Regions from separate parts of the Mus musculus genome. Here region 2 is linked to region 1. Evidence: chromatin loops called from intact Hi-C (ENCODE). Cell type or tissue: heart. All regions are shown on one strand. Links, peaks and the distances in the headings refer to the core of each region. The heading gives the core; the rest is flanking DNA.

Region 1 (11,685 bases), core at 1,607-9,606:
GTGGGAAAATAAACGTTTATTCTAAAAATTATCTCTAAAGTTAGAAAATGAGAGTTACATTTGCTTCCTGGACAGAAAGGAGAGTTTCGATTTGCTAGACATCACAGCCTCCCCAACTCGGCAAGGGTCAGGGGTCCCTGAATGGAGGAGTGACAGATCCTCTCTGTGTCCCCAGAACCTGCTCTCTGAGCTCAGAGAGCTCTCAGCACTGAGCCAGACCATAACCTCCCTATTTCCCATCACCACAGAAATAGCATTGGAAATAATCTGCTCTTGACTACTAATAAAAGGGATGCTTACAGATCCCTCTAAAACAAATAACCACAAATTACTGTTTTAGTCACATGGCTACTAATTTACTTTTTTAAACAGCCACAAGAAAACAATGCTTCTTATCACCATTATTAAAAAATTACCAATCAGTGTTGATGAATTCCTCTGGTGGAAAAAAGTGGGAGGGGAGGTGATTAATTGCTGCTCAAGGGAAAAAAAAAAAGGCTCCCTCACAATGACTTGCAGAAGGTCTGGGCTGAGAGAATTCTCCAAGAAAGTGAGGCTGCCTCTTGCTGACTGCAGAGAACAGGCAGGCCATCTGAGGGGAGACGGGACAGGCCTGTAGAGTAAGGGGCATGGAGAACCAAGGGCAAAGGGCCTTCTCTGTCCCTCTGCCAGTCTGTCATGAGTGGCTCAGTGTGGTCTGCTAGCACAAAAGCCACACCTCAGCAAGAGGGCCTGCCTGGGCTCCCAGGACTCTCTCTACTGAAGAACTTAAGGGGAGTCTCTGGTCTGGAGAAGCCTGCTGCCTCTCATAGAAAGAGGCTGCAGAAGCCTGCATTGATCTGAGAAGTCCAAATCACAGCCAGCTTTTGCAAAAGCAGGTGATGACTAATCTAGACTTGTTCTGACTTTTCCCCTCTGGTCCTATTGATTGCCTGATGGCTTTCAGAGACCTACTGAAGGACAAGCCGTCGCTTCAGGCAAAGGGTCCTCAGTGGCTTCGGCCAGAGCAGAAATGCCAGCTATGCCAAAAGTTCCTAGAGCAGCCAGGGCTATAAAGAGAAGTCCTGTCTCAAATAACCAAAAAAAAAAAAAAAAAAGTTCCTAGAGCCTGTGCAGCCTCATGCCCGGCCGGGGACCACTGTTCCTAGAGCCTGTGCAGCCTCATGCCCGGCCGGCCGGGACCACTGGCCGATGCCTGGACTGCCTGCAGTTCAACTGTGCAGGCTGCGCTGCGGCAGCGAGGCTTGGCAAGGCTGCAGGAGAAACCAAGCCCTCTCAGCTCTGTCTTGCACACTAGCAGTCGAGGAATAGAAAGCAGAGCTCTGGAGGCAAAATTCATCCTTCCACCCCCCAACTTAGCACCTCTAAACCCACACAACCCAGCGCAACCCAAACAGCCTTGCTCGCACCTACAATGTTACCATCTACAAGCCTGGGGCTCCTTGCTTCCTCTGGAACTCTGCCAGCTTTCCTCCAAGGGCAGACCCCTCGCAGAGCAGTTGGGTAGTCGCCACTGGAACCCATTTCCAAGACCCTGTACATAGAAGGCTAATGTCTTCCAAAGACTGGGTCAACTTTCAAGAAAAACGATCAGAACCTTCGTGGTCCATCTGGTGAGCCCTTCACCAGGCCAGGCTCTCTCCAACCTCATCCCAGCCCTCTAAGATGGCGGCTTACTGTGCTCCCCACCTACAGACCGAAAAACAAGTCCTTAACAGGGGCTGACTTCCGGTTCTTGTATCTTCTCTTCAGGGGCTGACTTCCGGTTCTTGTATCTTCTCTTTCGCCCTGTGCTAAAGTTTCCGCTCAGCTCTGTGTTTCACCCAGGACAAGCCAGATATCACTTCCAAGAAGAACAGGCTCTCAGGATGGGTAGAACCCCAAGTAGACTCTAAGTTTCAACAACAACAACAACAAGCAGCAAATGGCGGCATGCATGAGGCTGAGCCCTCCTTCCAGTCCACAACCCAGCAGCTGCTGCCGCCCTTCGCTCCTCCAAAAAGGCAGCAGCAGGTGCTCTCCCTGCGTCTTTGAACTACTCTCCTTGAGTCCTCTGCTTACAATGCATACATCTTTTGATCCAGTTGCCCAGGAATTTCAGAGAACCCTCTGCATGCCACACTGTCTCTGCCTCCAAAGGAGCTTACAAATCGAGCTGGGAAGATGATCGGCAAGTTAAAGATCACACAACAAATGAACCATCAAAAGCGCAGCACACTCTTAGAATTCAGGCTCCAATGAACAGAACTTCAGTTTGCCCGGCACTGTAATATTCCCAGATCAAGGCACTGTAATATTCCCAGATCAAGGCATTGTAATATTCCCAGATCACGGCACTGTAATATTCCCAGATCGGAATAGTGTGTGGCCCAGAGGAGACAGCCAGTGATTTTACACTGAATAACTGAGCACAACATGCCATCCAAAAAGAGTTAGAATGCTGGCCCAAAGATCCTAAAGCTACTCTTAGCCATTTTTCTGGGGTAACTCCACCATCATTACAATGTCTATATCTCCAAGGGGCAACCATCACTGTTCTCATTTTGCTAATAAAAAAAAATGTGCAGAGAGCTAATCACAAGATCATTAAGCAACCATGCAAATGTGTCCCACTTGATAATCACTTGATAAGCAGGCACAGGCTGGCCAGGGAGAACTTTCCAGAGTAGGGTCGGAAGTGAAGAAACACATATGGGAAAATCAAGGCAGAAACATGTGAAGATGACCAAAGCAAGACCTCATGTAGTCCAGGTTGGCTTTGAACTCACTATGTTGCCTTCCCAATTCTACCTTCAGGCGGATTACAGGTATGTATCACCATGTGGTGCTGAGGACTGAACCCAGAGCTCCATACATGCTAGACTCTTCCTATAGTTGCTATGCTAAGTTGCTGATTTCTACTAAGATATGCCCAGTTCTGAGAAGATAAGCCAATGCCCAGAAGTTTTTCATTTGTAATAATCCCAAAACCTGTGAGTTACAGAAAGTGAGCTAGGTGGGGAGTGGTGGAGAAGAGCAGCTCTCAAGCTCACCTCTCTACCGGAAAGAGGTCACTAAGGCCTCTCTACAAAGCACTTTATGACATCACACCTACCATCCAGACTTCCAGCACTATGAGCTGCTAGTGAGTGGAGATACTAAGAAGCAAATCATGGCCCCTTTCCCAATGCACAGGTTGAGTCTCTCAACATTCTCAATAGGAAGAAGAACCCCCACGCTACCTCCTTTCATTCCCATCACTGGCCAGAAGTAAACCATTTCATCTTGGCAATAAATATTGACCGAGCACCAACCGTCTACAAGGCACTGCTCTGTGCCCTTGGCATGCGAGGGTGATCAATACATTCTACTGGAGACAGACGGGCAAAAATCAAAAAGGTACAAGCTTTCAAACTGTGGGGAGTAGTGGACAAAAATGAAAAGAATGATGGGTAAGAGTGAGGGAGCAGGGGTTTTATCTGAGCCTGAGAGCCAAGTGCTGATTGATGAGAAAGCAATTTGGGAAGACCACATCCTCAACCAGGTAGTAAAAATTGGTGGTCAGCAAGAACAAATCTCTAAAGTGGAGCTGGGCTTCATGTGTCCGAAGCACAGGAGTTCAGGGACAGGGAGACAGGAAGACAAAATGAGCATGCTGAGACAAAGGGGGGTCCAGAGGGATGTGGCTACTGAAATGCTGGGGCTGCTAAGCAAAATGATGGCACTGGAAGTGTTGAAGCAGTAGAGTATCCTAAACTAATTTTTGCTTCAACAGTTTACTCTAAACTTCACCAAAACAGACACAAGTCAGGCCTCAACTTTGTACATGTTGGTCATCCACCTAAGCGCTCAGCAGCTCTGGCATAGCAGGGTGCAGCCCCTGGATTTGTACTTCTAAGAATGTTCTTTGAATACATAAGACTACTTTTTACAATAATAATAATAATAATAATAATAATAATTCAGTCTGCTTTTGCCTATTTTTCATTTCCTCCACGAATGACAGTGAAAAATATAGTTCCTATGCCCATGCCTCAAAAATCTCACAACTTAAAAACAAGTCCTGAAGGAAGATAGGAGCCAGGTGTCTGGAAGCAACACGAATGCCTTCCCTGAGACATCTATATCCGAGCACCAATCTCTAACACTCCAAGAGAACACCAGGCTACTAAGTGGACTGAGAATACTCCATGAGAAACAGCAACCTGTGGTCAGAGTGAGGGGCCCACCCCTGGGATGTCTACTGCCATCATGTATGCCAGAGCCCAGGGAGTGTGATCCAGAAGCCAAGACAGTAAAGAATGGTCAGCTTGACAACCAACAGCTACACCCCCCAGTACCAGGAAAGCACTATCTCAGCATCCAACATACCAAAGACAGTCCACGTGAGGCTATATTTGTGGCAATACCGTGCCAAAAATCTGGGCTAATCTGACTCTGCTATTCATAAATTCCCCCCTCATGTTAAAGCACATGTGTTTGGGAAGGGAAAATGAATCCAAGTCTAGTTTAGAAGCTTGGAAACGCTTAGGTTACTTGGAAACCATCTGGAGTTCCTGAAAGCATGAGAAGCCATCACATCCCCTGCCCTCAAATGCCCACTGTAACTAGGGCAGTATGCTTCCCTCATGTCCTCTATTCTCCAGGGAAGTCCCCACCCCCACCCTACCAGGTGCCAGCTCAAGCTCCATTTCCCACCCAAGAAAGGTATTTGGTTTCTCAACAAACCTGGCCGAGAGCACTCTATGTGTGGAGCCTGCACTTGAATTGCACCCAAGGCTTGGTTCTTCCCTTTCTGCTTACTTTAAACTGCACACCTAAATTCCTTTAACAACCACACAGAAATCCGGCCCTGGGCACACAGATTCCATGAAAAATCCCCCTCTATCTAACAAGCCTGTGTTTCAAGAATGTCTAGCTTTGGACGGGACCCACTAAGAATCCTTATGTAACCTTAATAGATCTTGGCACCCCACAGATCCGCTCCTGGAGACACTGGCCCAGATCTAGTCCATGTTCACCAAGATGAGAGCAGTCTGGGTCCTGCAGATTCCTGGGGCCAAGCTGTTCTGGACTGGGAGGGAGGAGAGACTGTCCCATCCCCTACCTGGCTGAGAGCCTCTGATCCTCCTCTCTCTGATCCTCCTCTCATCTTCCAAGGGAGTTGAACCTCACTTTCGCAGCCTCCCTCCCTCCCTCCACTGAAATCAGTCTTGGGACCGAGCCTACATCAGCCAGCACCTTCCCCCTTCTCGCCATCCTTTCCCCACCCCCAAACGCTGAGGAAAAAACAGCCAGGAAAGTGATCCAGCATCCCATACAGTCACAGCCCCTGAAAACAAACAGGGCTCCAGTGGGGAAGGAGGGTGTCGACCAGGCCCAACACTACCTCAGGACCCTAAGCAGCCCTGAACTGGGCGCAGGGAGGAAGAGATCTCCAGAGGCAGCCAACGACTCGGCAGCCAGCAGCTCCAGCAGAGCAAACACCTGTTTCCAGGAAGAATCGCTACCAGAGGAAAAGGGAGTCCCGAGGAAAGGCAGAGAGGGCGAGGTGAAGGGGCAGCTGGGGACGCAGGTGAGGATGCGTCACTCTCTGAGCCTAGACCGGCGAGCGAGAAGCGAGCAGGGGTCGGGAGAGGAAAGGTCTCACCAACGACCCGCGCGGACCCAGGAGGGACGCACAAGCTCCAGGCCGGGCAGCTCCATCACCTGCGCCTGGCAGATGCAGCCCCGCGGGCGTGCCGGCCCTGGGCGGCCAGCGGGTGACCTACCTGCCCACCGTCTGGTTGGCCAACTGGCGCATGCGGTTAAACTGCTTCTTCATCGTGGCCCCGCTGCCGCGCTAGCCCGGGAGCTGGGGAAGGACTGAGCTGCCCGGAGCCCACCGCAGGGTTACATGGCTCCCGCGCCCAGCCTCCCGGGCGACGGCGGCGGCACTGCGGAGCCTGGGGAGCCGCCTGGCCCGCGCCCAGCCTCCCGAGAGCACCTCCGCCTAGTCCGCCCGCCGCATCCTTCTCTGTGCCACGCCCGGGGCCGCCCAAGGCGCCCGGCGGTCAGCCCCAGCTGTAGCTAGCCCCCAGCCCCAGCCCGGCGAGCGAACCGGGGAGTCTCCGCAGGCTGGCTAGCCAGCTGGCCGGGTGGTCCCCGTGCGCCTGTGCGGAATGCGCCGTGCATGCTGGGACTTGTAGTTTGCCGCTCCCACCTTTCCTCTGTCCAAAGTTTGTAGGGACAGCTTTTGTGCAGAGGTGAGAGAAGACAGTATGACCAAGACGTTTAGGCTTTAGCCTTGTAGTAAAGGAAATACTTTCGTGCTTGAATAGTGAAACCAACGACACAACAACAAACAGAGTAAACGTCTGACTCCTATTTTCTCTCAAGCGAATGCGAGATGTTCAGTGTTGAATTCATATGAAGATATGTTAGGCAGATGTGTTCGTTAAATTGTATAAAGTCACCTTATTGGTGTTCAATCACAGTGTTAAGCTTGGGACAAAGGGGTTTCGAACTAGGCGTAGCATGCATCCCAAAATGCCATCCTTAATCTTTTTCAAACCCAGTAAGTAACCAAAAGTTTACATAAGATTGAATCAGTAACGTCTTGTCTACTAGCACAACCTGAGACAGCTTTCTTGTATGATTTAGATTCTATTACCATAGCTATGTCCATCTCCTTACCGCCACTAGACCTGAAATGGTATCAGCTGGGCAGCCCACTGGCATTTACCAGCTGGTTGAAAGAAATTGTGGCTCATTAGACTTGGAAGGTGGCAGGTGAGGGGGACAGCAAATGGCTCAATAGGTAAAGAAGCCTATTGACCTGTGTTCAGTGTCTAGAACATACACGGTAGGAGAAAATTAACTCCTGCATGTTGTCTTACGTACACACACACTAAATAAATATAAATAATGTAAAAAAAAGAAAGAAAATCACATGTGATCTCAATTAGTTGTCATCTTTATATATATCAAGTCAGAGTTGTTGGGCAGTAGAGACATTGGATCAAACAAATGTGAGTCTTCCCATTAGAATCTCACATATTTAATCAGCAATTTTAGGAAAACTGCTGGGACTCTCTCATCTCCAGCTTCCCTATCTCAAGTAGAAAGCACTGCTGTTTGGTAGATGGAAATGAAAGAGTGCTGTTTTCCAAATCTAACTACATACAGGCTATCATGTAGTCCACTGTGGCAGATACAATGGAAGATAGCATAATGGGAAAATCCAGGATCATTCCTATTATGAAAATAGTTTAAAAAAAAAAAAAAAGGAAGAGCATCCATCTATGACCCGAGATTCTCTGCAGTGTGTTGATTACAGTAGAAAGATGCCCTAAATATGGATGTAAGTGTCTTACTGGCCAGCGGAACAAATGATGGTTTGAGGCATGTTTTGGCTGAATGAACATGAAATCTTTAATTAATTGTGAGCTCAGCCTCTGCTTATTAGGTCAAGAGTTCTGGTCAATTAGCAGTGAAGGCATCGTGCTTGTGACTGACTGTATGTGGCAACATACAGTCATGTCAACGTCATGTTTATATAAACAAAGTACTTCTATTTTGAGTTTTTAAAAATCCTTTATTCATTCATTTATTTATTTATTTATTTATTTATTTATATTTATTTTAAACTGCAGATGTTATTCCCCTCCTGTTCCACCCTCCGACCATTCCACATCTCATACCTCCTCCCCACCCCCCTTGTCTCCACAAGGATGTCCCCACCCCCCACCCCACCAGACCTCTAAACTCCCTGTGGCCTCCAGTCTCTTGAGAGTTAGGTTCACCTTCTCCTGACTAAACCCAGACCCAGCCGTCCTCTGCTGTATATTTGTTGGGGGCCTCATATCAGCTGATGTATGCTGCCTGGATAGTGTTCCAGTGTCCAAGAGATCTCAGGGGCCCAGGTCAATTGAGACTGCTGGTCCTCCTACAGGGTCACCCTCCTCCTCAGCCTCCACAGGAGTCAGCAACTTCTGTCCATTGGTTGGATGCGAATATCTGCATCTGACTCTCTCAGCTGCTTGTTGAGTCTTTTGGAGGGCAGTCATGATAGGTCACTTTTTGTGAGCGCTCCATAGCCTCAGTAATAGTGTCAGGTCTTGGGGCCTCCCCTTGAGCTGGATCCCACTTTGGTCCTGTCGCTGGACCTTCTTTTCCTGGAGCTCCTCTCCATTTCCATCCTTGCAGTTCTTTCAGACAGGAACAATTATGAGTCAGAGTTTTGACTGTGGGATGGCAACCCCATCCCTCACTTGATGCTGGGTCTTTCTGCTGGAGGTGGGCTCTACAAGTTCCCTCTTCCCAATGTAGGGCATCTCATCTAAGGTCCCTCCCTTTGAGTCCTGAGAGTCTCTCACCTCCCAGGCCTCTGGTGCATTCTGAAGGGTTTCCCCAAACTCCTACCTCCCAAGGTTACCTGTTTCCATTCTTTCTTCTGGCCCCCAGGGCTTCAGTCTTCCCCCCCCCCAATACCAGATGATGTTCCCCTCTCCCCCCCCCCATCCCCTTTCCCTCCCAGGCCCCTCCCTCCCTCCCAAGTGGGGCTGAGGCATCCTCACTTGGGCCCTTCATCATGTTGACCTTTTTGAGTTCTGTGGACTGTATCTTGGGTATTCTATACTTTTTTTTTTTGGCTAATAGCCACATATTGGTGAGTACAAACCATGCATGTCATTTTGGATCTGAGTTACATCACTCAGGATGATATTTTCTAGTTCCATTCATTTGCCTGCAATAAAAAAAAAAATGACCATATGGTTAATAGTGCTTATCAATTTAGCAGGAGCTGGATTCACCAGAGAAACAAGCCTATGGGTACGTCTGTAAGAGAATGTTTGGGTTGGCAGAGGTAAGCAGAGCCACCTTAAATGTGTGCAGCACCATTCTCTGGGCTGTATATAAAAGAGAGAGAGTGAGCTGAGGATTATCGTTCATCTCTCTCTTCTTCCTGATAGCAGATGCAGTGTGACCAGCTGCCTTCAGGTTCTACTGCTGTGACTGCCCTGCCATGGTGGTCTGTACCCACAAATTGTGAGCTCAAATTAACTCTGTTACCTTAATTTGGTCAAAGTATTTCTTCACAGTAACATGAAAAGCCACCAATAATACCCTAATAAGCATGGCTTTGTGTACATCAGTCATGGGGAGCCATTAAGAACACTGTATGACTTTAAACAACATGATACTTGGTCGTACAACTGTGTTATTCAGTACAGTGGCCCTTGAATTGTGTGGCTGTTGAAATTTCAATAAATAAAGAGTTTAGTGTCTCAGTCATCCTGTCCATACATTAAGTGCATCTTCTGCATTCTGTCCTGGAGAAAGGATAATGACACAGGAAAAAAAATAGAAAGAGAGAGGGAAATTAATGTCAAGTCTGCACTTTTGATCTTTCAAAGCAGATGTCAGAATCACATGTAACAAAATGGAGTTTTTAAAGAAGAGAGTTTGGAATTTAAGAACACAAGCTTTTGTGCTTTCATGTGGCTTGTGAAGGCTGTAACTTCATGCTGTCTAAAGAACCCACATGCTGCTGGGGTGTTGAAGATGGTGATGCAGGAGATGAAACCAAGAAAGAGAAAAGGGAAGTAGATGGTAGTCATAGAGATTCTATCATTACCCGAAAATAAATAAATCAAATGCTACCTATCCCTACAGGAGAGATTATGGCTTATTGAGGTCATGATTACTCAGGTGATTTTCTGTGGAAAGGCAATATACACAGAATATCCTCCCTCCTCCGCTGCCCTATATCACCATGAATTAGTTGTGGGTGGTGTGGAGCTGAGTGACAGCCTTCTAGCTGGAGTAAGAAGGGCACCTTGGTTGTGTTACCACCTGAAGATTTAGTATTGCCTCACCACTGAGTCTCTAGAGGACATGTCTGGGAACGTAGCCTGCGACTTGTTCTTTTGTAGTCCATGCTTGACAGCAGGCGTAGTGAAGCTGTCTGCCAGAAGGACAAGAAGTGCATCCATCACACTGTCTATCATCTGCAGAGCTTCTGCACAAAAGTCCTTTGCCGTGGTGGGAGGCCAATCCCATGAGGAATCGCAAATGTTCCATCTCCCCATTTCCTACAAAAGCCAAAAGGGCTGGATAGGATGCTGCTGGGTTACCAATGAGCAGAAAGCTCTACAGCCAAGGTGTGGAATGGCCTGGAATGTAATTTCTGCACCTAAAGGAAATATGCTTAAAAGTGAAATTTGTTTGCAGGAGAAAAGAGGAGGGAAAAGAAGGGAAAGGAACACTCTGTTCCTTGTGTTCTTGACTTTGATCTATGGGAGGATGGCACCTCCCTGTACCTGTCAACCTTTGGCTTGGCCACAGGATTGCTCTGGCCAATAAAATCACATGCATCTTAGCTTTCTTCAAAATTTTATTTATGTGAAATTAATTTTCCTAGGAATATGGTAAGCAAGTTCATAGTCAATCATTGAGTTAGAATGGTGTTGGCATCAAATTAAATAACATAGCCCTTCAGCTGCTGTATACTATATTTCAAATTTCCAAGAACTACATAAAGTTTCTAAATGACATATGTCTCCCATAGGCTTATGTTTTGGACATTTTGATCCCCAGTTAGCGATGCTGTTTGGAAAGGTGGTGAGTTTAGGAAGTGAAATCTTGATGGACAAAGTATGTTGCTGGTGAGTGGACTTTGAGCATTTATAGTCACGTCTTTCCTCTGTTCTCTCTCCCTCTTCCTTCTGCGCTCTCCCCATTCCCTTTCCCCTCCCACTTCCCCTCCTCCCTCTTTCTGTCTGTCTCTGTCTCTTTCTCTCTCTCTTCTGTACAATGAGAATAGTCATTCATAACAGAAGCTATAGAGCTTCATATTAAACTTTCAGTAATGAATATATTTTATGCATTTATCCACTACCAAAACCAAAAATCTCCATGACAGAGTTGGAGCTAGGAAAACAATTCGCTTTATGCCCTCTTTCATAGCTCGTGTCTATCACTTAGGTTTAGTCCTTCTCCATCCCTTATATCTACTTAGCCTGTCTTCTTCCTTTTGTTCAGTTATACTGTTACTCATGTGAAAGTCCACTCATTTTCCTGCAAGTTTTAACTTCATATATTCACAGATAGCTTTTCATTTTCCATTCATCTGTTGATGGGAAATGAGGTTGATTCCAGTCCTTTTCTATAGTTAATAAAGCGGCCATAAACATGTGGTATGGTATGGAGTTCTCTGTGCATATGCCTAGGAGTGAGATAGCTAGATCATGTTGTAGTTCTGTTTTTATTTTTTTTTTTTTTTGAGAAACCTTCAAACTGATTTCCACAAGGGTGGTATTAATTTGCATCCCTATCAATAGTGAATACAGGTTCTTGTCTCTCCAAATCCTCTACAGCAGTTTTTCATCTGATTTGTTCATGATAGCCGCTCTGACTGGGGTGAAGTAAGTTTCTCAGAGGTGTTTTAATTTACATTTCCATGATGGATAGGGATATTGAGTGCTGTTTAAAATGGTTATTCCTTAAATGTTTTGGAGGTTTTGTTTTCTTGGTATTTCATTTCTTCAACTCTTTGTAAGTCTGAATATTAGTCCCACATTTGAAGTGTAGCTGGTAATGATTCTCTCCGATTCTGTGGCCTGCCTGTAAACCCTGCTGATTGTTTTCATCACCATATAAAAACTGTTTATTTACATGCAGTCCCATATATTAGTGCTAGGAACCAAACCTGGATCCTCTGCA
Region 2 (11,685 bases), core at 1,929-9,928, 74 kb before region 1:
AGGAGTCAAGGCTGACAAAACACTGGAGAGGTGGGAAACACGGTATTTAAAAAATAAAAGTCATCGCCATTCTTCCTGAAACCACAGAACAAGAGGATGTGGGGCAGGAGGGACGGCTCAGCCGTTGAGTGTTGACTGCTCTTCCAGAGGTTCTGAGTTCAATTCCCAGCAACCACACGGTGGCTCACAGCCATCTGTGACAGGACCCGATGTCCTCTTCAGGTCTGAAGAGAATGACAGGATACTCACATACATACAATAAGCAAATCTTTTATTTTTTTTAAATCGGATGTATCTGATAGAGATACATAAACTCAAGATCTCGGGATAAAGAGCATGAATTCTTCTCATGAACATAAGAATGTGTTTCCAAACACCACAGATGATGAGCTTATGAAATACTTCTCAACAAATGTGAAAGGACAAGCAATGTTCTCTACCGCAACATACTTTATTTTGTAATAAAGAGCAAGGTAAAATGTGAAAGAAAATACATTTATTGGGCTATGGTTCGTTTGGTAGAGTGTTTGCCTGGCAAGCACAAAGTCCTGGGTTCAATCCTTGATACTGGGAGCAGTGGTACACATCTGTACTCCCAGCATTGAGGGAGTGGAAGCAGGAAGATTATAAACTGCACATTTGGAAATACTTCTAGGTAGCACATAGGTTTAAAACAATTTGTATTTAAAATTTTTAATATTTATAATTAAGAAACAAAATACGTCAATCTCATCAGCAACGCAAAGAATATACTCTGTGTTGCTTGTTTTGTAAAAGATGCAACAATACTTGAAAAGTATAAACAGAATAAAGAACAATAAAGAAGAACGTAAATAAAGACAATAAATTAAATTGAAAAAAAACTCTTTGAAGAGAGACTAACAAAAAAGTATCTCTACAAGATTTACTTGGGAAACAAAAATAAGAGAAAGAAGAAACAAGCAATGTCGAAGACAAACAGGTGTCGCAGAGATTAAAACATCAATGAGGCTCTGGAATGACAACACAAACTGAACCAAAGGCTTAGAAAAAGCAAGCTAAAGCTGACTCAACTGTAACTAGAAAGCATGGATAATCCTATCTTCATAGAAGACATTCAGATAGCAATAAAATATCTTTTCCAAAGGGAAACAGAAGCGGTCTTACAGGTATATTTTCTAACAAACAAACAAACAAACAAACAAACAAACAAAAACAAAACTCCTTCCAGATGTTCACAAACTACTTTAATAATAGTGGGAAATAATAAAAACAAGTGTCAGTTGTTACCTGTATTAGTCATTGCTATTATATCCCAACTGCATGGCAAGGAAGGCAAGATGCCAAGAGAAAGAGGCTGCAGCTAATAGTGTCTGCTGTCAGGAGGTGAAGCCTCCTATAAAACCCGAATACCTGCCCCTAGTGAGCCATCTCCTTCAGTCAGTCCAATCCTCCTAAAGGTTCCACACCCTTCTGAGATAGCACCACCATATTGGGGAACAACTGTTCAAATATATGAGCTGGTGGAAGATGTCACTTTTAGATTACAATTCACAAACTGGAAAAGGGCAGTACAAGAAAAAAAAAAATGACACCATAGCATAAATGGCACATCATGAACAAGTTAGACTAGCTGCTAGGATGGACACATGGTCTAACCTCAGACACCTCTCAGCATAGTTAATCATACTGCTTAATTACATGTCAAAGCCAAGACTCTCTCATAAATGAGAAATACTTAACATAGTAATATTAATGTAATGCATGTTTGTGAAAACTATAAGAAGGAAAAAATCCTTGCTTTATAAAAGGTCCTATGCTTAGCTTACCTTATTCCTTATGGGAATATGTTACAAGTATTCTCATGTAACTGAGGTCAGATTCCTCTACCCTATAGTGCACAATGGAAACAGAAGGCTTATATGTTTATTAATTTACTTGTCTTTTGAGACATACAGCTCAATATAGCTGAAGACGGCTTTGAGTTCTGATGATTCTGTTTTACCTTTACTAGGAATATACCCATGCCTGTTCTTAAAGTAGACTTTTAACAGGGAGGGGAATATATATATATATATAGAAGTCAACTTGATCTTAAAGTAAGTTCAAAACACCATAAAGACATTATTATAGAATCTATCTGGACAAGGTAGGTTAAATATAAAATCAATACAATGAAAATAATGCAATCAGGAAATGCTTAGAAAACCCAATTTTAAAATTCATTTAATGCAGAAAAAAAAATTAAATCTGAAAGGTCGCCAATATGTTCACAGAAAAATATTAGAGATGAGGCGAAGATATCAAAAAAGCTTTAAGTAGACAGTATTCATAGGTTCATCCTGTAAATGCGTCTTTTACTCAAATATCTTAAGGAGGGGGAAGATGATAGTAGAAGCTGTGCGATTATTGGGGGTGGAAAGGTTTAAGGGGGATGGTGTGAAGGAGATGGGAGAGAGAAGGAAGTAGGAGGGAACTAGGGATAGAAAAGACGATTAAAGGAAACGAGGCAGGAAATGGGAGAGGCAACCAAAATTATAGAGCTGTAAAAAGGTACATTAAAAAACCCACTACTTTGTAAGTTAATTAAAATATGTAAGCATGGGTGGGTCATGCTGTTCCCAAAAGCCATGGTTTACCAGACAAAAATTTTATTACCAAATCCTGAAAATTCTTGGTCGAGGAGGCTGTGGTGGTTGCTGTGGTGGTTTGGATGTGAATGGCTCTGTAGGCTTGTATGTTAAAAATACTTGGTTCCCTAGAGAGTGGAACTGTTTGGGAAGAATGAGAAAATGTGGCATGGCCTTGTTGGCAAAGGTGTGCCACATGAGGTCAGCTTTCAGGTTTCAAAAGGCCACATCAGGCCCAGTCTTGAACTCTGTGCCTGTTCCCCAGAGATCAGGATGTAAAGCTCTTAGCTACTGCTCTAGCACTATGTCTTCCTGCCGTTATAGTCTTGTATTAACAGCTGAAACTGAACCCAAGGCCCCAGTCAAATGTTTTCTTTTATGAGTTGCTTTTGATCAAGCTATTACTTCACAGCAATAGAACAGTGACTAAGACAAAGGCTCCAGAGGCCCCCTAAACACTATAGGCCATTGTGCTTCGCTTGGTTGACTGACTATGGAGGTTTGAATAAGATGGCCTCCATACACTCATGTGTTTGAATGCTTGGCCTATAGAGAGTGGTACCATTAGGAAGTATGGCTTGTTAGAGTAGGTGTGGCTTCACTGTAAGGGTGGGCCTTAGGGTCTCATATGCTCAAGCTATGCCCAATGTGGTACACAGCCTCTTTCTGCTGCCTGCAGATCAAGGTGTAGCTCCTTCTCTAGCAACATGTCTGCCCACATGCCACCATGCCTCTTTTCATGATGATAGTGAACTAAACTTCTGTCAGCCAGCCTCAATTAGGTATCTTCCTCTATAAGAATTGCTATGGTCATGGTGTCTCTTGACAGCAATAGAAACCTTAAATAAGACACTGACATAAAGATATGGCAAGACCTTATTTTTAAAGACACCATCCATACTCCTTGGGTGTAGGACCCAGAAAAGTCAAACTGGAACTGACCTGGAAATTTTCTCCGTGCTAGCTAGCATTCATGGCCAAACTATGCTACGTAGGCTACTCCGGGATGAAAGTCATCCATGGTCTCATTCAGTGCTGGACCTTGTATGCTACAGTAATGGCCTTCCAGGCATGATATACCCACTGGTACGATTAATAGTGGCAAGAATGTTAGTGGAGGGGTGATGGCTAAACCTGGTTGTCAACTTGACTGGATCAGGTATTAACTAACACACAAGCTACTGGGTACTCTTGTAAAGAACTTTCTTGATCATGTTATCTATATCCCTAGCCACTTATGCTGTCTTTGGGACATAGTATGGCCATTACAATCATGAACTCATGGCAACCATGGTTACCTACAGAAGATTGCACATCTTCTAAAGTTCTAAAGGACTAAAAAGCCCATAAAACCACCAACACCTAGCTAAGGAGTTGTTGGCAGGTAATGGTTGCTGGTACAAGGAAGTCCTTTTCTTTGGGGGTATAGCATTGAAAAGTTGCCTGCAATTCAGTATACTATACCACAATCATGCCCACAGAATCAATCTTACCCAAACTCAGTGTGCCATAAAGGGTAAAGGAGAGATTGGGACTGGGGGTGTTCCAGAGAAAGGAGGAGGAAGAGAAAGGCAAATAGAGAATTAATATAATCAAAATACATCATATACATAAAGGGAATTGTCAAAGAATATTTTTTTATTTTGAAAATAAACAAAATCAAGGGAACCGAGAGGGGGCAATGGCTGGAATGCAAATAATAAAATTATAAAAAGGAAAAGGAAAATAAGCAAAATCTCTTAATGAGGGGCCCATAGAGATGGCTCTGTGGGTAAGAACACTTACTACACAAGCCTGAGGATCCTAGCTCAGATCCCAGCAAATGTAATTTAAAAGTCCCGTCGTCCATACCTTCAGCCTGTCTGAGATCCTTATATGCCTGAGACCCCCCCCCCCACTGCAGTCCCATTCCCACTCCAGACTCTAGCTGTCATTCCACCCATACCTGTTGTCTAAAGAAAAATCAGGGGCACACCTCCTGCCCCCCACCCTCGACTCCTGAGCACTGGCTATGGGATTTACAACTCTACAGAATCTCTGCTCCTCAGATTAGAAATGTCACCTAGCCCTACTTCTGAAACCCACTCAAACACCAATACTGAACTGCCCCAAGATTGAACCCTAAGTCCCCAAAAGCCTGGTCTACAACCTGAGAAGTAGGAATAACCAGAAAACAAAACCACAAAGAACACAAATGACCAAAAGGATAGATTTCCATTAACAATGATTTTACTCCCTGAGAAAAGAAGCTTGGACAATGATTTCAAAGTCACAGTAATAATATGTTCAAGGAACTCAAGAAGGATGTGAATAAATGCTGAAATTAATACCATAACAATACAGTTGAATGGAATAATAATAACAACTCAATATATAGAAATAGAATTTAGCAAAAAGATAGAATTTCTGAAGAAACCCCCAAATGAAATAAAACATGTCATGAAAAATTCAGGGAGAAACTCAGAGGACAGTCTCAGCAATAGACCGGACTAAGGGGAAGTGAGAATATAAGGTCTTGAAGACGAGGTAGAAGAAAGAGTTCACTTCACCAAAGAAAATGCTAAATGCAAACACAGACAGACAGATAGACAGATACACACGCAAACAAACATATATAGGAACTCTGGAATAACATAAAAAGATCAAAACTGTAAATAATAGATACAGAAAAAGAGGAAACTTTGGGTCAATATAACATAACCTAAGGAAGGAGATGTCTATTATGGTTCAAGAAGTATATAGCACACCAAACAGAACCAGAAAAGAAACTTCCCAAGTCATGTAATAAACAAAACACTAAATGTGCAGAAGAAAGGATACTTGCAGCTGCAAGAGAAAAAGACTAAGTCACATAAAAATGCAGACCCATTGGAATAACAGCTGATCTTCCAACAAAGACTGTGAGAGCCAGGGTCATCTAGAATAAATAAACAGAGAAACTCTCATCTCAAGTGACCTCATAACTCAAATGGACCTCACAGGCATCTACAGAACACTGTACCCAAACACTAGAGAAGCAACTGATGGAAATTCCTCCAAAGTGGACCACATATGAGGAAGCAGAGCAAGTCTCAACAAGGAAGAAAGGTGAAATCCCATCCTGCACTCTCTGAGACCACAGATGAGTAAGCTGGATTTCAACAGCAATAGAAAACACAAAAAATACACAAACTCACAGAGACTAAACAATACTACTGAGAGATAACTGACTTTAGTATGGTAAACCATCCTTGCAGCTCTGAGATGTGAGCCAACCTGATGGTGGTGGACGATTTTCACTGTGTACTTGAATTTAGTTTGCAAGCATTTTCTCTTGAGAATTTTTTCCCATCTGTGTTCATCAGAGGTACTGATTAATCAGACTGTCGTGGACATTGACCACTGGACCACAAGATACTGCCCAGGAAGGGACCTGCTCTGATTGGTGGATGCCAGATATGCTATCATCTAAGATAGCAAGGAGGGAAGGTGAGGAAAGGAATTACTTAGTAAGCACTGTTTGACTTACTGCTGCCTTGACACCACCAGGCAAGCAGTCAGTGGGACTGCCCTTATGGCTGTATGGCTACTCTGCACACTCCCAGCATGCCCCGAGGAGGCTATCTATCAAAGCTGCTTGCTGCTAGGGCAAGGGTCAGGCTCCTACGGGCCTGATCACAGCCCCAGGCTCTAAAACAGCTTTTTTATTTTTCCATCCTAAGTCTGATATGTCTAGATGTTTCCTTAATCATGTCCACTTCCAGAGCAGTAGCAGTTCTCCTGGTCGCCAGCAGAGGGCCTGTTGTTTTTGGCCTGAACACAGCAAGAATGCATATTTTGATAAGCAAACATCCTTCACTAAGAGATGTAGGTTAGCTGCTGCTCTCCTGCCCCTCTGTGCTGCAGCATCAGGACCAATCACAGGATACATTAAGATGCATTCCTTAAGCACTTTTGACTGCCATCTTTAGGAGAAGGCTGAATTGGGGGAGGGAGGGTACAGAGAATGAAGATGACATCAGTAACCCTCTACTGTGGTCAACATGTACGCAAATGCGAACAACGACTATATCAAGGAGACACAGCTGGGGGCTTCTGAAGAGCTGCTCCATCTCAAAGCACAGGAGCTGGAAGGCCAGCCATGGTTGGAATGCCAAGCTTCTGTACCCACTTTAGAGCCAGAGCTCTGGCCTCTGCAGTCAGCACACTGAGACGGCCAATGCAGTCAGAAGCAGACGGTCACAGAAGCTACCTAGGACCCACGCTGGCAGAGCCTCACCTTGCCCACCAACAGTGTCTGCCCAGACAGATCAACAAGGCCAGCTGGCTGGTGGTGCTGACAGCTCCCTATAGCAAGGACTCCAGCATCAGACAGACAAATGGAAAGCATCAGGCCAGAGCCCTGGAGCTGGGAGGCCATGACAGTCCCTAAATACTCCCTCTACTAGAGAGAGTCTGTTCAAGTCTGCTCCTAGAAGTTGGGGTTCAGAAACTAATTTGAAGGTCAAATGGGATTTTAAAAATTGTGGAGCACACCTGATTGGCTGAGGGGCTTGGGGGAACTGCTCAGGGAAGAGACAGGGGAGGTCAGGTAGCCAAATGTGGGAGTTCTGCTGTGCCCCAGACTGCAGAGCACAACAGGAGAGGCCCAGCACCAGACTGTGCAAAGAAGCTGTGTCTCAGCCTCAACTTCCTACATTGCCTACTTCCTCAATTTCCTACAAAAATCACTTGATATCCAGACTGAGCCCTCTCCACCATGTTCAAGGGATGAGTCACTGTGGTGACAGGCACGGTGGAGGTGACACTGGGTACAAGTCATGACTTTTTGATTTTCTTTCAATTTCACACTCAACAGACTAAAATCAAAACAGGGAGCAGGCAAGCTGATCCAAAACTGGTGCTCTGTTCTATTTATAAGCCCAGAAGAACAACTGACACCACCCACGGAAACCTTGATTGTCACAGTGTCATATAAATTTGGTGGTGGTTGGTCACAATGGTTACCCGAAATGTTTCCATTAAAGAAGAGCTTCCTAAGGTGCTGTGGATGAAAAAGATTCTGTAGAAAAACGACTGAGGGAAAGACTGGGTATGAAGCTCCTTATTAAGGGAGTCATACTGAAACAGCAACGGTGCCAAAACGTCCTGCAATGTGAACCATGGTTTAATCTTCGCTGTCCTGCCATACAGAATGATATGGAGTCCTGTATACATGCGGGTAACACACAGGGCTTCATTGGCTGTTCTCCTGTGGCACAGCATGGTGCCGGGTAGCCAAGCTGACCTTGAACTTAAGATCCTCCAACCTCAGCCTCCTGAGGACTGTGATCACAGGCACACTGCACCTCACACAGTTCTAACTGGCTGAAGGCGTTACCAATCAACCTATGGATGACATATATATAGAAGACATGACCATTATTCCAGGATAAGATGAATAGAAGCCATCTGTGTCTTAAAATGCATAAAAAGTATTTTAAAAAAAAAGGAGAGAAAGAAAGGAAGAGGAAGAGATGAGAGAGGGCGGGTAGGAAAGAAACAGTTGAACAAAGACAGGCGATGAGGGCTGTGATCATCGGGGCTCACTACAGCCTGTCACAGGAAACTGAGTCAACCCAGGCAGGCTTAAACAGGAGTAAAAAGACCACATATAAGAGAACCACTGCAAACAATGCTAAACAATGTTAAAGTACATCTGTGTGTGTGTGTGTGTGTGTGTGTGTGTGTGTGTGTACGCACACAAACATGTAAGTTCGTGTGTGGTTTTGAGTATGTGAGCACATGCATGTGTGCTCATGTTCGTGTGTGTGCACTTGTGTGTGTGCACGGAGAGGAACTAAGTCCAATGGGGAGGTCTGAGGACAAAGGTCCATTTACTTAAAAACCTAAAGTGGACACGGCTGAAATGCATGAACTTCTAGTTAGGTGGTAAAACTTAATGTTATTTATCTCACACGTAAAGCTATATAAAACATTTTCATCTGAAAGGCTGCACACCAGAGAGAGGGCTCAGTGGTTATGACCATCTGCTGCTCCCTCAGAAGATCAGGGCTCTGCTCTCTGCTGGACAGTTTATGTCAACTTGATTTAAGTTAGAGTCATCTGAGAGGAGGGTACCTCAATTAAGAAGATGCCTCCATAAGATCAGACTGCAGGCAACCCTGTAAGGCATTTTCTTAATTAGTGACTGATATGGGAGGGTCCCGCCCATTGTGGGTGATGCCATCCCCCTGTGCAGTGGTCCTGGGTTCTATAAGAAAGCACAGGAAGAAAGCCTGGCACCTTCTCAAGCTGGTAAGCAGCCCCCCTCCATGGGGTATCAGCCCCTCCCTCCTGGTTCCTGCCTTGCTTGAGTTCCCGGCTGGCTTTGATGATGATCTGTGATGTGGAAGTGCAAACCAAACAAGCCCCTTTCTCCCCAGGTTGCTTTGGTAATCACAGCTACAGTAACCCAACCAAGATAGGTTCCCAGCACCCACATGGTGGCGTCAGCCATCTGTAACTTCAGCTCCAAGGGAGCTGCTGCCATCTTCTGGTCCTGCGGGTACCAGTCATGCTTGCAGTCCGTACACATACAAGCAGGCAAAACAGTCAAACACCGAGAACAGAAAGAAATAAATCTCTTTTAAAAGAGGCGCACATAGGCATACTCAGGAAAGGAGGCTGGGGTGCATGGCGTTGTGATGGCCTCTGCTGCTTTACAGTTCTCCGTTCCTCTACAATGAACAGTGTGTGTATTGTGCCATGAAAGGCCAACGCAGCCAGGAGCCAGGAACAGAGACAGGTCCCACGGGTACAGCGTGTCAATCCCAAGGTAAAACAAACAGTGGCCTGGCAGGTGGAGAAACAGGAGTACAAGGAAAAGGACATACCTAACGCTACCTGTATGCACGAGGGACAGCCAGGACGGTGACTGCTAAGCTCAGGGGTGGGGGCTGGGGGTCACAGTTAAAAAAAAAAAAGCATAGAGCAAATTAATACAAAAGGTGTTAATATGTTAATAAACAAACCAACTTATAAAACACACCTTCATATCACTCGTCACAAACAAGGACTAAATTTGTAAAATGAAACTCGGAAGTAGTGCATTTTTTCCCAAACCTAGTTCTAAAATGAGAATTTTCAAGCAGCTTCTAAAATATTCGAACACTACTTTAAATCCCTAATCTAAATCCTATCGGTTCTTCATTGTTCCCTGAGAGCTTTGGACAGCGGGAACCTTTCTTGGGGTGCTTTCCAGTCCTGGGCTAATATCTCCTTGTCAGTGGGAAGATGTTAAGCCTCAAATACCCTGACATTTACCATACTAAATTATTAGGTACATATTTCTTCCATCCTCCACATAATTATGTTCCTTTAAAAAAAAAATGAAGCCAAGGCCTTGTTTATACACAGCAAGCACACACTACCACTAAACATCACCACCAGCCCTTATATCTTTTCCTCATGAGTGTATTTATTTTGTGTGTAGTATAGGCATGTACGTAGTATAGGTTTGTGCGTGTGTCTGCACATTTGTGTGTGTATACATATACATGAGTATGTGTGTGCACACAGGTGTGTGTGTGTGTAGAAGCCAACGGTCGACAGTGGATATACTCCTCTATTGATCTCCCCTTTAGGTTTAGAGACGATGTCTTTCACTGAATCTGGCCTCACGACTCCAGATAGCCAGCAAGTCCTGGCAGTCCTCCAAGTTCTCTGCCCGTCTAGAACTGGGATTACAGGTGTGTGCTGCTGCAGGCAGCTTTTCCTTTGTCCACATGAGTGCTGAGAAGGTAAACGCAGGTCCTCAGGTCGCCATGGCCAGCACTTTGCCAACTCAGCCTTCTCCTAGCCCTCGTGTGTGTCTAATGTCTTTCAGACTGTCTATGCTCTTTCAGTTCACCATAGTTGAGCAGGGTTGGGAAGAAAGCTTTCTCTCCAACTGCTGTGGATATAGTGCTGGTGTTAGCTGACTGCTGTCGCTGTTTAAGGGTTACGCCATACCCTGCAAACCTTAGTTGAAATCTTAACTGCATCTCAGAATAGGACTATATTAGGAGGCAAGATCTGTAAAGGTGTGAGAGCAGAGTTAGGGTGCAGCTTGAACCACTGCAACTGGAATCCCTACTGGAAGAGGAGACAGGGACAGACAGGCACAAAGAGAGACTACATGGAGCCTGAGAAGACTCCACCCACAAGCTGGGAGGTAGGCCATAGGAGGAAATAGCCCAGCTGATATCTTAAGCTTGGATTTCCAACAGTGGAAATGAGAGAAAATCATGTGTGGTCCTACAGCTTGACTATAAAGCAGCTTGATTCACGGAAGGACCAGAGGCCAGCTAGGGCGGCCCACACACGGGTATCCTTGTGCTCTTTCTTAAATTTGTTACCCGTGTGTTCTGACGGTTCAGGGCTACGTGGTCTGAGTGTGGACTATTACCACCACAGAGCCATAGAATGGAATTCAAAGTGCTCTATCCCTGGCCACATTGTCCCTCTGCTCCAAGTCTGTTCCTATGAGAACCACAGTGTCATCCCATCTAATGACTGACAGCATCCATCCATGATTCCTGGAGAATGGGCCTCTGGGTGGGACTGAGGCAGCATCTCTTTCATGTGTGAGAATGGACTCAATGACCTGCCAAGGTCTTTTTCTGGTCCATGGCTCTGGGTACAGCTGCAAAAATAAACTTATGGTTACAGCAATGGAAACAGGCCTGTAAATACAGGTCGCCAGGACGCAACTCTGTGACACAGGCAATGACAAATTCCCAGTGTGCATTTGCGTGACTTGCACATTCTCTCTGGGAAAGCCTGCCCTGGGATCCTACAAACAGAAATGTGGGAATACTTTTGTCCAGTGAGTATAATGCCACAGGCCAGACTTGATCTTCCCTCCATGTTCCCTCGACATTTTGGCCAGAGACCAATATATCTTTAGTAATTCCTCAAGACCCATGGGAACTGAATCAAGGGAGGCTCTCCACATCACACACACACACACTCACACACACACACACACACACACACACACACGCACACACGGCTCCCATGGAAAACAGTGCAGTGCCTTCACAGAACCCACATACAGCCTTGTCTGTGTTTCCTG

The links. Peaks named below come from ENCODE experiments on the same cell type or tissue, not always from the same donor. Only the 100,000 strongest peaks of a DNase experiment are listed, where the experiment ranks them.
Region 2: a loop joins it to region 1, with 2.3 times the contacts of the local background. A loop is called at or near these places in 5 of 42 quality-filtered maps.

Annotation. Positions count from the first base shown.
Region 1 is chr11:65,156,836-65,168,520 of GRCm38, forward strand. It overlaps Arhgap44 (Rho GTPase activating protein 44), which reads right to left and starts at 6,126. Exons shown (of 20, transcript NM_001099288.1): 1 at 5,751-6,126. The coding sequence starts at 5,803. 1700086D15Rik (a long non-coding RNA gene) reads right to left here and starts at 3,065. Exons shown (of 2, transcript XR_003949567.1): 1 at 3,033-3,065. It overlaps LOC115487730 (a long non-coding RNA gene), which reads left to right and starts at 3,045. Exons shown (of 3, transcript XR_003949568.1): 1 at 3,045-3,378; 2 at 3,986-5,554. In heart, for the core only: no CTCF peak of the experiment used is centred there; DNase peaks (open chromatin) are centred at 5,096, 5,796 and 6,106; H3K4me3 peaks cover 1,524 bases; H3K27ac peaks cover 1,131 bases.
Region 2 is chr11:65,082,723-65,094,407 of GRCm38, forward strand. All of the region lies in intron 1 of Arhgap44 (Rho GTPase activating protein 44), which reads right to left. Among named protein-coding and RNA genes, the nearest start is that of 1700086D15Rik, 71 kb to the right of the region's middle. In heart, for the core only: a CTCF peak has its summit at 6,352; no DNase peak of the experiment used is centred there; H3K27ac peaks cover 406 bases.